3 separate regions of the Homo sapiens genome follow, and all the other regions are linked to region 2. Evidence: chromatin contacts called from ENCODE Hi-C or POLR2A ChIA-PET data. All regions are on one chromosome and are shown on one strand. Each heading gives the region's core, a stretch centred on a gene start or an enhancer-like site at or near the end of the contact. The rest is flanking DNA. Distances are from core to core; before and after follow the strand shown.

Evidence for each region. A loop is a pair of places that touch in the nucleus more often than their neighbours do. ChIA-PET counts read pairs that join two places held with the same protein, here RNA polymerase II (POLR2A). Pooled maps may share reads with other maps.
Region 1: a loop to region 2 is called in a map with no recorded cell type, with 5 times the contacts of the local background. The contact joins the enhancer-like site here to the promoter of SRRM1 in region 2. A Hi-C loop is called at or near these places in 1 of 168 maps with a recorded cell type or tissue (head of caudate nucleus), 1 of 37 single-sample maps with no recorded cell type and 6 of 50 pooled maps. POLR2A ChIA-PET finds 5 or more read pairs at or near these places in 2 of 52 experiments (BJ and GM10248).
Region 3: a map of endothelial cell of umbilical vein shows a loop between it and region 2 (3-fold over the local background). The contact joins the enhancer-like site here to the promoter of SRRM1 in region 2. A Hi-C loop is called at or near these places in 2 of 168 maps with a recorded cell type or tissue (endothelial cell of hepatic sinusoid and endothelial cell of umbilical vein) and 8 of 50 pooled maps. POLR2A ChIA-PET finds 5 or more read pairs at or near these places in 10 of 52 experiments (A549, B cell, BJ and 7 more).

The regions. Positions count from the first base shown.
Region 1 is chr1:24,725,404-24,729,109 of GRCh38, reverse strand. No RefSeq gene overlaps it. Among named protein-coding and RNA genes, the nearest start is that of CLIC4, 18 kb to the left of the region's middle. RefSeq lists a silencer at 3,478-3,706. Within about 2 kb of position 1,454, at least 24 of the 41 ENCODE cell types and tissues checked have a DNase peak (open chromatin) inside an H3K27ac peak, as active enhancers do.
Region 2 is chr1:24,641,273-24,645,185 of GRCh38, reverse strand. SRRM1 (serine and arginine repetitive matrix 1) reads right to left here and starts at 1,884. Exons shown (of 17, transcript NM_005839.4): 1 at 1,839-1,884. The coding sequence starts at 1,859. RefSeq lists silencers at 1,503-1,562, 1,823-2,142 and an enhancer at 2,213-2,312.
Region 3 is chr1:24,768,249-24,772,186 of GRCh38, reverse strand. The region is part of intron 1 of CLIC4 (chloride intracellular channel 4); the gene reads right to left. Among named protein-coding and RNA genes, the nearest start is that of CLIC4, 25 kb to the right of the region's middle. Within about 2 kb of position 1,831, at least 8 of the 41 ENCODE cell types and tissues checked have a DNase peak (open chromatin) inside an H3K27ac peak, as active enhancers do; they include endothelial cell of umbilical vein, where a contact is called at or near this core.

The sequences.
Region 1 (3,706 bases), core at 205-2,704, 84 kb before region 2:
GATTCACCTGAGTTGAAGAACATTCTGTAAGAAAGATAACTTGCCAGGCACGGTGGCTCACGCCTGTAATCCCAACACTCTGGGAGGCCGAGGCGGGCAGATCACCTGACGTAGGGCGTTCAAGACCAGCCTGACCAATATGGAGAAACCCCATCTCTACTAAAAATACAAAATTAGCTGGGTGTGGTGGCGCATGCCTGCAATCCCAGCTACTCAGGAGGCTGAGGCAGGAGAATCGCTTGAACCGGGGAGGTGGAGATTGCGGTGAGCCAAGATCACGCCATTGCATTCCAGCCTGGGCAACAAGAGCGAAACTCCATCTCAAAAAAACAAAATAAATAAATAAATAAAAATAAAAAGGGTTGGGTGCGGTGGCTCACGCCTGTAATCCTAGCATGTTAGGAGGCTGAGGTGGGCGGATTACCTGAGTTCAGGAGTTTAAGACCAGCCCTGGCAACACGGTGAAACCCTGTCTCTACTAAAACACAAAAAATTAGCCGGGCGTGGCAGCATGTACCTGTATTCCCAGCTACTCGGGATGCTGAGACAGGAGAATTGCTTGAACCCAGGAGGCAGAGGTTGCAGTGAGCCGAGATCAGGCCACTGCACTCCACACTCCAGCCTGGGCGACAGAGCGAGACTCTGTATCTTAAAAAAAAAAAAATTATATGTATGTGTATATCCACATCTATGTCTATCAGTTTATCTCCATATATACATATAGATATGTATCCACATTTATTTTCTCTCTATATAGATGTAGATATGGATTCATATCTACTCTGTAGAAAGAGAAAATAAATGTGGCAAAATGCAAAACAATTGATGAATCTGGGTAAACGGTATTTAAGAGTTCTTTACATTATTTTTGCAAGTTTCCTGTTAGTTTGAAATTACTTCAAATTAAAATAAATGGGGGCCAGGCAAGAGGATCACCTGAGCCCAGGAGTTGGAGACCAGCCTGGCAACATGGTGAAACTCTGGCTCTACTAAAAGTACAAAAAATTAGCCGGGCATGGTGGCTTATACCTGTAGTGCCAGCTACTCGGGAGGCTGAGGTGGGAGGATTGCTATAGTCCAGGAGGTCGAGGCTGCAGTGAACCGTGATTGTGCCACTGCATTCCAGTCTGGGCAACAGAGTGAGACCCTGTCTCAAAAATTTAAATAAGTTAATTAATTACATTAAATAAACATCAAAGAGGTTCAAAGAGAGGGAAAAGCTGGATCCCCAAGTGATATTTAGGGGAATTTCCCCACTCCTGTTGGACTTAAGTGAGGTGCCAGAACTCATCCTATTACTTCTCTTTTTAAGGACTTTGTGGTGAATTAGTTGGTTTCTCTTTTGCTAACAGCCAGGAAGACACTCCAGCTGTCTTAGATCATCGTCCCCGAGGCCAACCCACAGTGTCTGGTCCTTGGGGCTGGGCCTCCTGGGCCGGCCAGCTGGGAAATAAGACAGCACTGCTCACATACTGCATCTTTCCAAAGTGAAACTGGCAAGGGAGTCTGAGCCGCTGGGGCCCACTTTTGAAAGTGGAGGGGAGAGTGCTGTTATGCTTTCTAAAAAGCTACACGTATAGGGTGTCATGGCTCACACCTGTATTCCCAGCACTTTGAGGGGCTAACACAGGTGGATCGCCTGAGGTCAGGAGTTCAAGGCCAACTTGGCAAAACCCCGTCTCTACTAAAAATATAAAAATTAGTTGGGCGTGGTGGTGCATGCCTTATAATCCCAGCTACTTGGGAGGCTGAGGCAGGACAATCACTTGAATCTGGGGGGACGGAGGTTACAGTGGGTCCAGATCGCGCCACTGCACTCCAGCCTCGGCGACAAGAGCAAAACTCCATCGAAAGAAAGAAAGAGACAGAGAGAGAGAGAGAGGAAGGAAAGAAGGAAGGAAGGAAGGTGACCTCACTGAGTGCGGTGGCTCACGCCTATAATTCCAGCACTTTGGGAGGCTGAGGTGAGAGGATTGCTTGAGTCCAGGGATTCAAGACCAGCTTGGGCAACATGGTCAGACCCTGTCTCTTCAAATAAATAAATAAAAAGTTTTTTTAATTAGTTGGGCTTGGTGGCACACACCTGTTTCAAAAAAAAAAAAAGTGTGGCCTCTCTTCTTGGTGCGGAAGTGCAGGGAGGAACGAGTGAAGAGCAGCTGCCTGCCTCACCTGGCCTGGGGTCCTGCAGGTTGAATGGGAGAGGAGAGCTTATTCATGTGGACACTTTGGAGGGAGGGAGTGCAAACCAGGACGGGCAGAGGGCATCTTTGAAGTTTTGTTCCCTGAGCTTGGAGGTGCTCATTTCTGTGGAAACAGCCACTTGGCTGGCAGCACACCGGGGCAAGTCAGCCTTGGCTCCTTCCAGGTGGAGCCAGGGTCTCTCCGAAAGGGGAATCTCTTAAAAGAGCCAGAACAGTGAATGGAAGGGGTGGGAGCCACAGATGGATTCCAAGGATAGCAAGAGGGGACTCTGCGGATTTCAGGAGACAGTCTGTTTTGTTTTTTTGTTCTTTTGATACGGAGTTTCACTCTTGTTGCCCAGGCTGGAGTGCAATGGTGCGATCTCGGCTCACCGCAACCTCTGCCTCCCGGGTTCAAGTGATTCTCCTGCCTCAGCCTCCCTAGTAGCTGGGATTACAGGCACCCGCCACCTGTAATAGCCCAGCTATTTTTTTTTTAGACGAAGTCTGACTCTGTCACCAGGCTGGAGTGCAGTGGCGTGATCTCAGCTCACGGCAACCTCCGCCTCCCAGGTTCAAGCAATTCTCCTGTCTTAGCCTCCCGAGTAGCTGGGACTACAGGCACGCACCACCACGCCCAGCTAATTTTTGTATTTTTAGTAGAGACGGGGTTTCACCATGTTTACCAGGATGGTCTCGATCTCTTGACCTCTTGATCCACCCACCTTGGCCTCCCAAAGTGCTGGGATTACAGGCGTGAGCCACCGCATCTGGCCAATTTTTTGTATTTTTAGTACGGACGAGGTTTCACTGTGTTGGCCACGCTAGTCTTGAACTCCTGACCTCAGGCGATCCACCCATCTCAGCCTCCCAAAGTGCTGGAGTCTGCTGTTGTTGTTGTTGTTGTTGTTGTCGTCGTTGTTTGAGACAGAGTCTCACTCTGTCACCCAGGCCAGAGTGCAATGGCGCCATCTCAGCTCACTGTAACCTCCGCCTCCCAGGCTCAACCGATTCTCATGCCTCAGCCTCCCGAGTAGCTGGGACTACAGGCGTGCGCCACCAGGCTTGGCTAATTTCTGTATTATTTGTAACGACAAGGTTTTGCCATGTTGCCCAGGCTGGTCTTGAACTTCTGAGCTCAAGTGATCCATCCACCTCGGCCTCCCAAAGTGCTGGAGTTACAGGCATGAGCCACCTCACCCCAGCCTATTTTTCTTTTTCTCACTTTTTCAAGATTCAACTCAAGTCCTACGAAGCAAGATCTTCTGGCTCTTGATCTTTTACATATCAGTTTCCCTGTCTCTCAGGCCTAAGGAGGGGGTCAGGCTTATACAATGGCCATCTCCCTGCCCTGCCTGCTGGAGACAAAACCCAGCTTCCCGCCTTTGTCTGTCAGATGCGGGTCTCCCTGCTGAGGCCACCACCAGCTGCTGTGATTCATGGCACTGGACTAACAGGACTTCTCTCTCTCCTTCCGGCTGCCCTCCTCCTGCAGGGATGGGGCTTGGGGAGGGCAGTAGAGGCAT
Region 2 (3,913 bases), core at 635-3,134:
ATAGTTCCTTCCCTGCTAAAATAGAGGTATAGAAACCTACTCTGCAGGGTTGCTGTGTACATACCAGAAATAACATATGTAAAGTATCTGGCATGTGGAAGAAGTTCATTGAATGGAAGATATAACTTCTATACTACCTGAAATAGTTCATCTGGTTGGCAGGGTACTAGATAATGACCCTAAAATATTTTAACTTGGATCTTAAATCCAGTTAACTCTTGTATTTAAGCAATTGTAGGCTGTGTACTAAAAACTCGCCCCTCTCCCAGACCTTTACCAATACCACAAGCAAACTTCATGTTAAAATTTGCTCATCAATCACCTTACTCTTTTATTTATTTGGACTCCTTTCCACAGAAAATATTTTGACAAAAGTCAGAAAAGGCTTTCACTTGTTTCAAAATACTACTTGCACTGCAGAAAATATTGAATATTTACTACAAAACACTTTGATGGAAATTACAAAATGGACAGTTCATAAGCAGTTTGCAAATTCGATACGCTAATCTGAAACTATCATTCCAAAATAAGTATCTTACTGTTTGCCTAAGAACAGCTGGTTGTTCTTAGGTAAAATACTTGGGGGATAACATTCTAACATGACGAAAAACTCGTTGGCATATTTAAAGCCAATTAAAGAAGGATTTCAATGTCCAATTCGGAGTGTCCAAAGATATTTTTACTAAAGTTCTGGCCCTCCTCCCTTCCAATTTTTCCTTTGAAAACACACAAACTGCAAATTACATGCTCTAAAGAGAAGAGCTAACGTGTATTTCAGAAAACGGATATATTGGCTTAGATCAACTAGTTTCTATACGACTTCATTCTGCATTAACAGTTTGCAAGCCCTGAGAGACCAATGGTGCTCAACTCTAGTCCTGTGTCCCTTCTAGATCTTGATCTAGTACTAATTTCCTACAGGAGGGGACTATGGGACACACAGGCTCCAGCACGAGCCTGATAAAGTGTGGGCCCCGAGAACCAACTACGACGGAGTAACTTCCCTGCCTGCAGGCGATGGGCAGACGACGCTGGCAGAGCCTAGGTAAGAGTTACCTTTCACCAGCGGACTCCAAGAGTAAAACACGATGGTGGCGGGTGGTGAGGGATGTGGAGGGCGGGAAGGAATTGAATCACTCCACAACCTGCCTCCATACCCGCGCATAGTTTTCGTTGCACCCTCTACCCTCACAGAACCTTAAATTCACATTGTCCCAACAAGTTATCTACGTCCCCCTCCCTGAAGGGATATCAAATTGGGCGGGAGCTCCCGCGAACCCTGACCTGGCGCCTCCACGAAGGCTTAGGACCTGGAGGGAGGACGTTGGGGGGCGGGGAGGGCGCTTTTTCAAAAAAAGCCGCTGAATGCTTCTTCCTGTTCTCCCTCCCCTAAGGTGCTCTCCCAAGATGTACCCCCAAACCATATTCTCCCTGCCCTGCCGCCACCAGTGACCTTAGGGCTTTCCTTTGGCCTCCCACTCGGGACTTCCTCCTCCGGCTCCGCTAGGCCCCAGGACCCGGCGGCACGCACGGCGCTCGGCCTGCAGGCCCCGCCAGGCAGGCGGGCAGCGAGGTACCATCCCGGCCCATTCCCGCCGCCATTTTCCGGCCACCGTCGCCGCCGCGTAGGGGGGACCATTCCGGAGGAGGAGACTGCGCAGGGGCGCACCGGTCTCCGCCGCAGCGCACGGGGGGGGGGGGGGTGCGCCGGCTCTAGGAGGAATCCTTAAGATCTCCGAAGCTCCCCTCGCTGGCCACCCTGTGCCAAGCTAAGGTCTCCTACCAGGCCTTACCGAGAAGTCCCTGGCCTCACCCCGGCGCCCGGCGCTTCTACTTACGCGGAAAAATCCCGCGTCCATCTTGCCGCCTCGCTCGGAGATCGCTCCCTATCCCAGGGTACACCGCGCCGCCGCGACGGAGGGCGGGACCGGCGGAGGGAAAGCCGAGCGCCGGGACGCAGCGCGCGTCGTTGCGCCCGCCCCCTCCGGCCGACACGAGGCCGCGCCTGCTCAGTGCGCCGAGAGCCCGCCACGCGTGCGCACGAGCGCCAGCGGGGGCGGGCTTCTGTCAGGCCCTAAACTCCCCGGTAGGTAGTGGAGGAGGCGAACCTGACGACCGCAGCCAATGGGAGCAAAAGGGAAGGCCGTCGAGTCGCCCCGCCCTGCAAGTCCTTTTGTGGCGCGTGACCATCCTTGTTCGCGCAATGTGACGTGACCCATCCTTCGACCCGTAGTGGAAGAGGCTTGGCGTCCTGGAGTTCCATGAAGCGATTGAAGAGAAAGGCTGTTACCTCAGAGTGACGCGGGCGAGGCGGCCCGTGCGCCGACGAGAGGCCTGCGGCTTCCCTCTCGTTGTGAAAGTTGTGATTGTGTAGGTTTTACGCGTTTACCAGACGAGAGAGGATTGTCTGTAAAGCGGTCGAGCCTGGCAGCAGACATGAAATCTGCCTTGTAGCTCAGCTTGCTCAGCCTTTGGAGGAAGCTGGAAGTGTCCAGTAGATGGGTTTCGGTTTCGGCGGCCCGGTAATCACGCCGCTGGGCAGGACGCCCGCCAGAGAGCCGTGGTCCTCGGGCTCTGCCTCGGGCTCTCCCCAGCCCGGGTCTCGGACTCCGAGAAGCACCAGCTTCCTCGCAGCGCCTCGCCTGGCCGCCCTGGTGCCTCTGCTCTGGCTGCGAGGGCCTTGGGTTGGATGCGCACTGCTAGATTTTCTTATTTTGAAAATTATTGGCCGGGCGCGGTGGCTCACGCCTGTAATCCCAGCACTTTGGGAGGCCGAGGCGGGCGGATCACGAGGTCAGGAGATCGAGACCATCCTGGCTAACACGGTGAAACCCCGTCTCTACTAAAAATACAAAAAATTAGCTGGGCGTGGTGGCGGGCGTCTGTAGTCCCAGCTACTCGGGAGGCTGAGGCAGGAGAATGGCATTAACCCGGGAGGTGGAGCTTGCAGTGAGCCGAGATCACGCCACTGCACTCCAGCCTGGGTGACAGAGCGAGACTGTCTCAAAAAAAAAAGTTATTTTTATCTAATAAAGCAGAGATGGGGGTCTCGCTCTGTTGCTGGTCTCGAACTCCTGGCCTCCCAAAGTGCAGGGACTTCAGGCCTGAGCCACCGCGCCCGGCCCCACTCTGCCAGCTTTTTCGCAAGCGCTTCTCGCCCTTCTCGCTTCCCTTTCTCGGAGGGAAAGCCGGCGTCCCTTTCTCAGAAAGGCCTCCTCCGGCCATCTTTTGCATCGTTCCCGCCCCCACACACACTCTCGCCTCCCTTTTCTCTTTTTTTCCATGGCACTTAGCCCACCTGAAAGTATGTGTGTGTTTGCTCTCGTGGCTGGAGACACTAGCTGTGTGCTGGAGACATCCCTGCATCTCCAGCTCAGACTTCTCTCTTGACCGTCCCACGTGCCCCAAGTTGAAATCCTGATTCCTTCGCCCTCCATCCACCAAAACCACAAACCACCTGCCCTTCCCAGGGTCTTCCCTGGCTCCCGCTGACCGCAGTGGCTTTCCTTTGGTGTAGGACGCAAGCGTGTGTTACTCTTGACTCCTTTCCTTTACCTCGGCTTTCAAACCATCAAGAAACCCTCCCTGCTGTCATCGTGGTTCAGGGCACCATCGTCTCTTCCCTGAACTGCGCTAACCCCCTAAGTGGTCTTCCTGCTTCTACCCTGGCCACTCAGCATCTACTCTAAGTGTAGCCGGCAGGGTAGTTCTGTTAGAAAACCTTAATCAGACACTTTTCTCAAAACCTTCCAGCAGCCTCTCATTTTTGTTAGAACAAAAGCCAAAATCCTACCTGATGCACGCTATTTCGTCTTTGATGTAATCTAGAATGCTCTACTTCCAGATATCTTTTTTTTTTTTTTTTGAGACCGAGTCTCGCTCTGTCGCCCAGGCTGAAGTGCAGTGGCGCGAT
Region 3 (3,938 bases), core at 582-3,081, 130 kb before region 2:
CTTTCAGGAGCTCACCTGGGAAATAAAATATATTCTTTCGGGTCAAAGAATTCACTCCTGAAATATTTTTTCTTTCTTTGGCAAACTGCCTCCATTATCATGAAGAATTTGTATTGGCTCTATTTTTGTTATCTAATAGATTGCTTCTAATTATGAGAATTTAATTCTCTGGATCTGACGTTGGAATCTCAGGGCTCAACTTTCTGCCTAAGCCTAAGCTTAAGCCAAGCCTAAGGCTACCTTGGCATATAAAATAATACAAACTGGACTGAACATCACCTCCAAGAAATACACCCACTTGACAGATGAGGTAGCAGATCAATTAGGATACACATAGGACTTGAACCTGGCCTTCCAGTTACATAATATTCTAGTTCTCTAAACCAATCTGTTAGGTTTAGACCAATAGCTATATAGTGAGTAGCTAGTTACAAAACCCCAATTACATGTCTCAAGTTCAATAACTGAATACTACTTTTAACTCTGGTATTTTACTATGAGGTAATATAGAACACAATAACAGAAAATATTTAATATATTCTCTCTTACATGCTTATATTCCTATACTATGCACACCAATTTGCCAAAAAACACTAATAAATGCTTACTGAATTAATGAATTATCTCCTATATATAAAGGTTTGTGGTAGGGGGTAGATATAAAAGATGAAGAAAATAGTCCCTTAGTCTTTAGAAGAACATAATAATTTTTTAAATTTAAAATATAAAAAGAAGAAAAAAGAAAATAATCCCTTATCCTTGATCTCCTGGAATTTACATTCTAGCCTGGAACAAAAATGTAATTAAAGGTGATTCAGATGAGTGGCAGAATATAAAAATGCACAAACTGCCCCAAACAGTAGGAAAGAGTAGTTCTGCTAAGGGAACAACATGGTCAGAGAAGGATTCAGAACAGATTCCAACTTAGGCTTGGAGAACATTTAGTTTCATGAACTGATCCCTAAAACCCCGAAATATGTTAAGCTAAACTTTTTACACAATTAGTTGTATTCCAAAGTATTTATAGTAAGATGCGCCACAGATGTGTGTATATAGTTCTTCTCTTCAGAAGCATAGCACGTTCGTAAGGGCTTGAGTGTTTAGGAATGCTTGCAAAGGGCTCTAAGAAGGAACACAAGAGTTGGAAATAATTATTGTAAGAATGCTTTGGGGGACTTTTCAAAGTCCTTATTTGAGAAGGACATGTGCTGTGACCAGAAGCAGATTTATTCCATCATTCCGTTCTATTACAATCTCTCTAACCAGCCAATCAGAAGAAATCCTATTACCATTTAGCCATACTGAGATCTGCTTTAATGGTTAAAAATGGAATAAACCAAGAAAATACTAAGTAAAACACGTTTCTTACAACTTACAAAGATGAGTCCAGCCTCACAGTAAAAATATGTGACAAAGACTCAAGGATAAAACCAACTCAAAAAACAAAAAAAAAAGAAGAAGAATTGGTGTGAGGAAAATGACAAGGTCAAGAAATTAAAGAAGCTAATTTATTTATAACCTCCCCTCAAAGGGAGGCATAAGTGACTATGCTTCATATACAAAGCAACTTTTTAAAAATTTGTGTGCTTGTTTTACAGAAAGATTCCTTATAATTTTTTTATTCTTTTTTTAAAGAAGCAAAGGCAGGCAGACTATAAGACTAATCAGTTTGGTAAGTGAGCCAAAAGCAAGGGGGGAAAAAACAGATCCAAAAGCACTGGCTGATCTCATTAGCTTTGCTTAAGAAACTTTATAGATGTGACTTCACTCCTGGATTACACGTCTATATTTAGTTTATACCTAATATGGATAAAGTCTTGAACCAACAGTCATTTCCTCTCTCCACAAAAAGAAACTTCCTTGCCTTTTTTTTTTTTTTCTACCAACCTCTGAAGGGGGAGGAAGGGAGAAAGGGAGAGGGCAGAAAGAAAAGAACTCACAGAAAAATAATTAACAAATTAGTATATGATTTTTGTTAAACTTGAACCATTTAGACATTTCTCAATTGGAAAACAATCCTAAAATCAAAATATGTGAGGCCAAGCACAATGGCTCATGCCTGTAATGGGAGGCCAAAGTGGGAGGATAACTTGAGTCCAGGAGTTCAAGACCATCTTAGGCAACACAGTGAGACCTCATCTCCACAAAAAAATTAATTTAAAAAAAATTAGCTGGGCATGGTGGCACTGCAAGTCCCAGCTACTCAGGGAGCTAAAGGAGGAGGATCACTTGAGCCCAGGAGGTCAAGGTGGCAGTGACCTGTGATGACACCACTGCACTCCATCCTGGGCAACAGTGAAACTCTGCCTTAAAAAAAAAAAAGACATTCAAGTCAGGTTCCTTAACAAGTTTATAAATAAACCCTCTAAAGTGCTTTATAAAATACTAATTAACCAGGCCCCCAAAATGCAACGAGGTGAGGTAATGGAAATTTTAGTTGCCTTTCAAATTTTACCAAGAGAACTGAAAGCAACCAAAGTCATCTAATGAACCATCTAGGCTCACTAGTTGTTAGTATGTTTTAGAAATATCCTTAAATATTCTCAGAATTTTTTTTTCAGGGTGACTGAAAACAGAACATAAGAAATTCTGTTAGGAAAGCATTCAAGTTTCAAATAAATAGAGAAAAATAACATAAACAAAGTTATTGATTCAGGTTCTGAAATCCCAAAGACGTTAGTACAAATCACAGTACTGCTACTTACTGGCCCTGCAACCATACCCAAACAATGATCTCTCTAATTCTCATGTGTTAAACAGTATTGATAGCACCTATTTCAAAGTTTATATGAGGATTAAATTAGCTAACACATGCAAACGGCTGGCACACTGTGCCTGGCCCATAGTAAGCACCCAATGCTATCTATTACCTCATGACCATTATTCTGGCTTTAGTAGGGAAACAAAAACTTACTGATCATTTTTTATATATCTGTTTATTCTGTATAGTGATAAATTAAGTAGCTTCAGAAAACTTATAACATTATTATAAAATAAAGATTTTAAAGTCACTTCATGATTCTTACATTATGTTTTTTTGTTTGTTTTCTTTTGTTTTGAGACAGAGTCTCACTCTGCCACCCAGGCTGGAGTGGAGTGGTGCAATCAGAGTGGCTCACTACAGCCTCAATCTCCTGCTTCAGCCCCACTAGTAGCTGAGACCACAGGCATGTGCCACCATGCCCCGCTATTTTTAATTATCATTAAATAAATGATAGAGATTATATCTACCAATTACAGACATGCTAAAGTTTTCTTTCTTTTTCTTTTTTTTTTTTTTTTTGGTGAGGCAGAGTCTCACTCTGTCGCCCAGGCTGGAGTGCAGTGGCACAATCTCGGCTCACTGCAACCTCCACCTCCTGGGTTCAAGTGATTCTTCTGCCTTAGCCTCCCGAGTAGCTGGGACTACAGGCACATGCCACCATGCCTCCTAATTTTTGTATTATGAGTAGAGATGGGGTTTCACCATCTTGGCCAGGCTGGTCTCGAACTCCTGACTGACCGCCTCAGCCTCCCAAAGTACAGGGATTACAGGCGTGAGCCACCGCACCCGGCCGACATGTTAATGTTTTAAGCTTTATCATCTCATTGTGGTATAAGATGAAAAAGTCTAAAAACAATAATCTTAGATAGAGTCTAGAAAAATTAGAAGACTTCATTTTTACTCCTTAAAAATTACTAAATATAAAACCTGTAGATCTACACTATCTCAACTTCTTCCAGACAAATTAAATAAAAAGAGCTTAATCTCTTCTCTTTAAGAGAAATGTAGATGTGTTAAAAATATAAGCACGTCTACATTTCCTTTAAAGAAAGCATTAGATAAAGGCTAGTTAATATATGACCTGTTCAGTTGTAAAGGTGAATACCACAAAAATCAAGAAATAGTGAAATTTGGTAGCACAGGAAGCCAAAATCCATAATTCAAAAGTACTTTT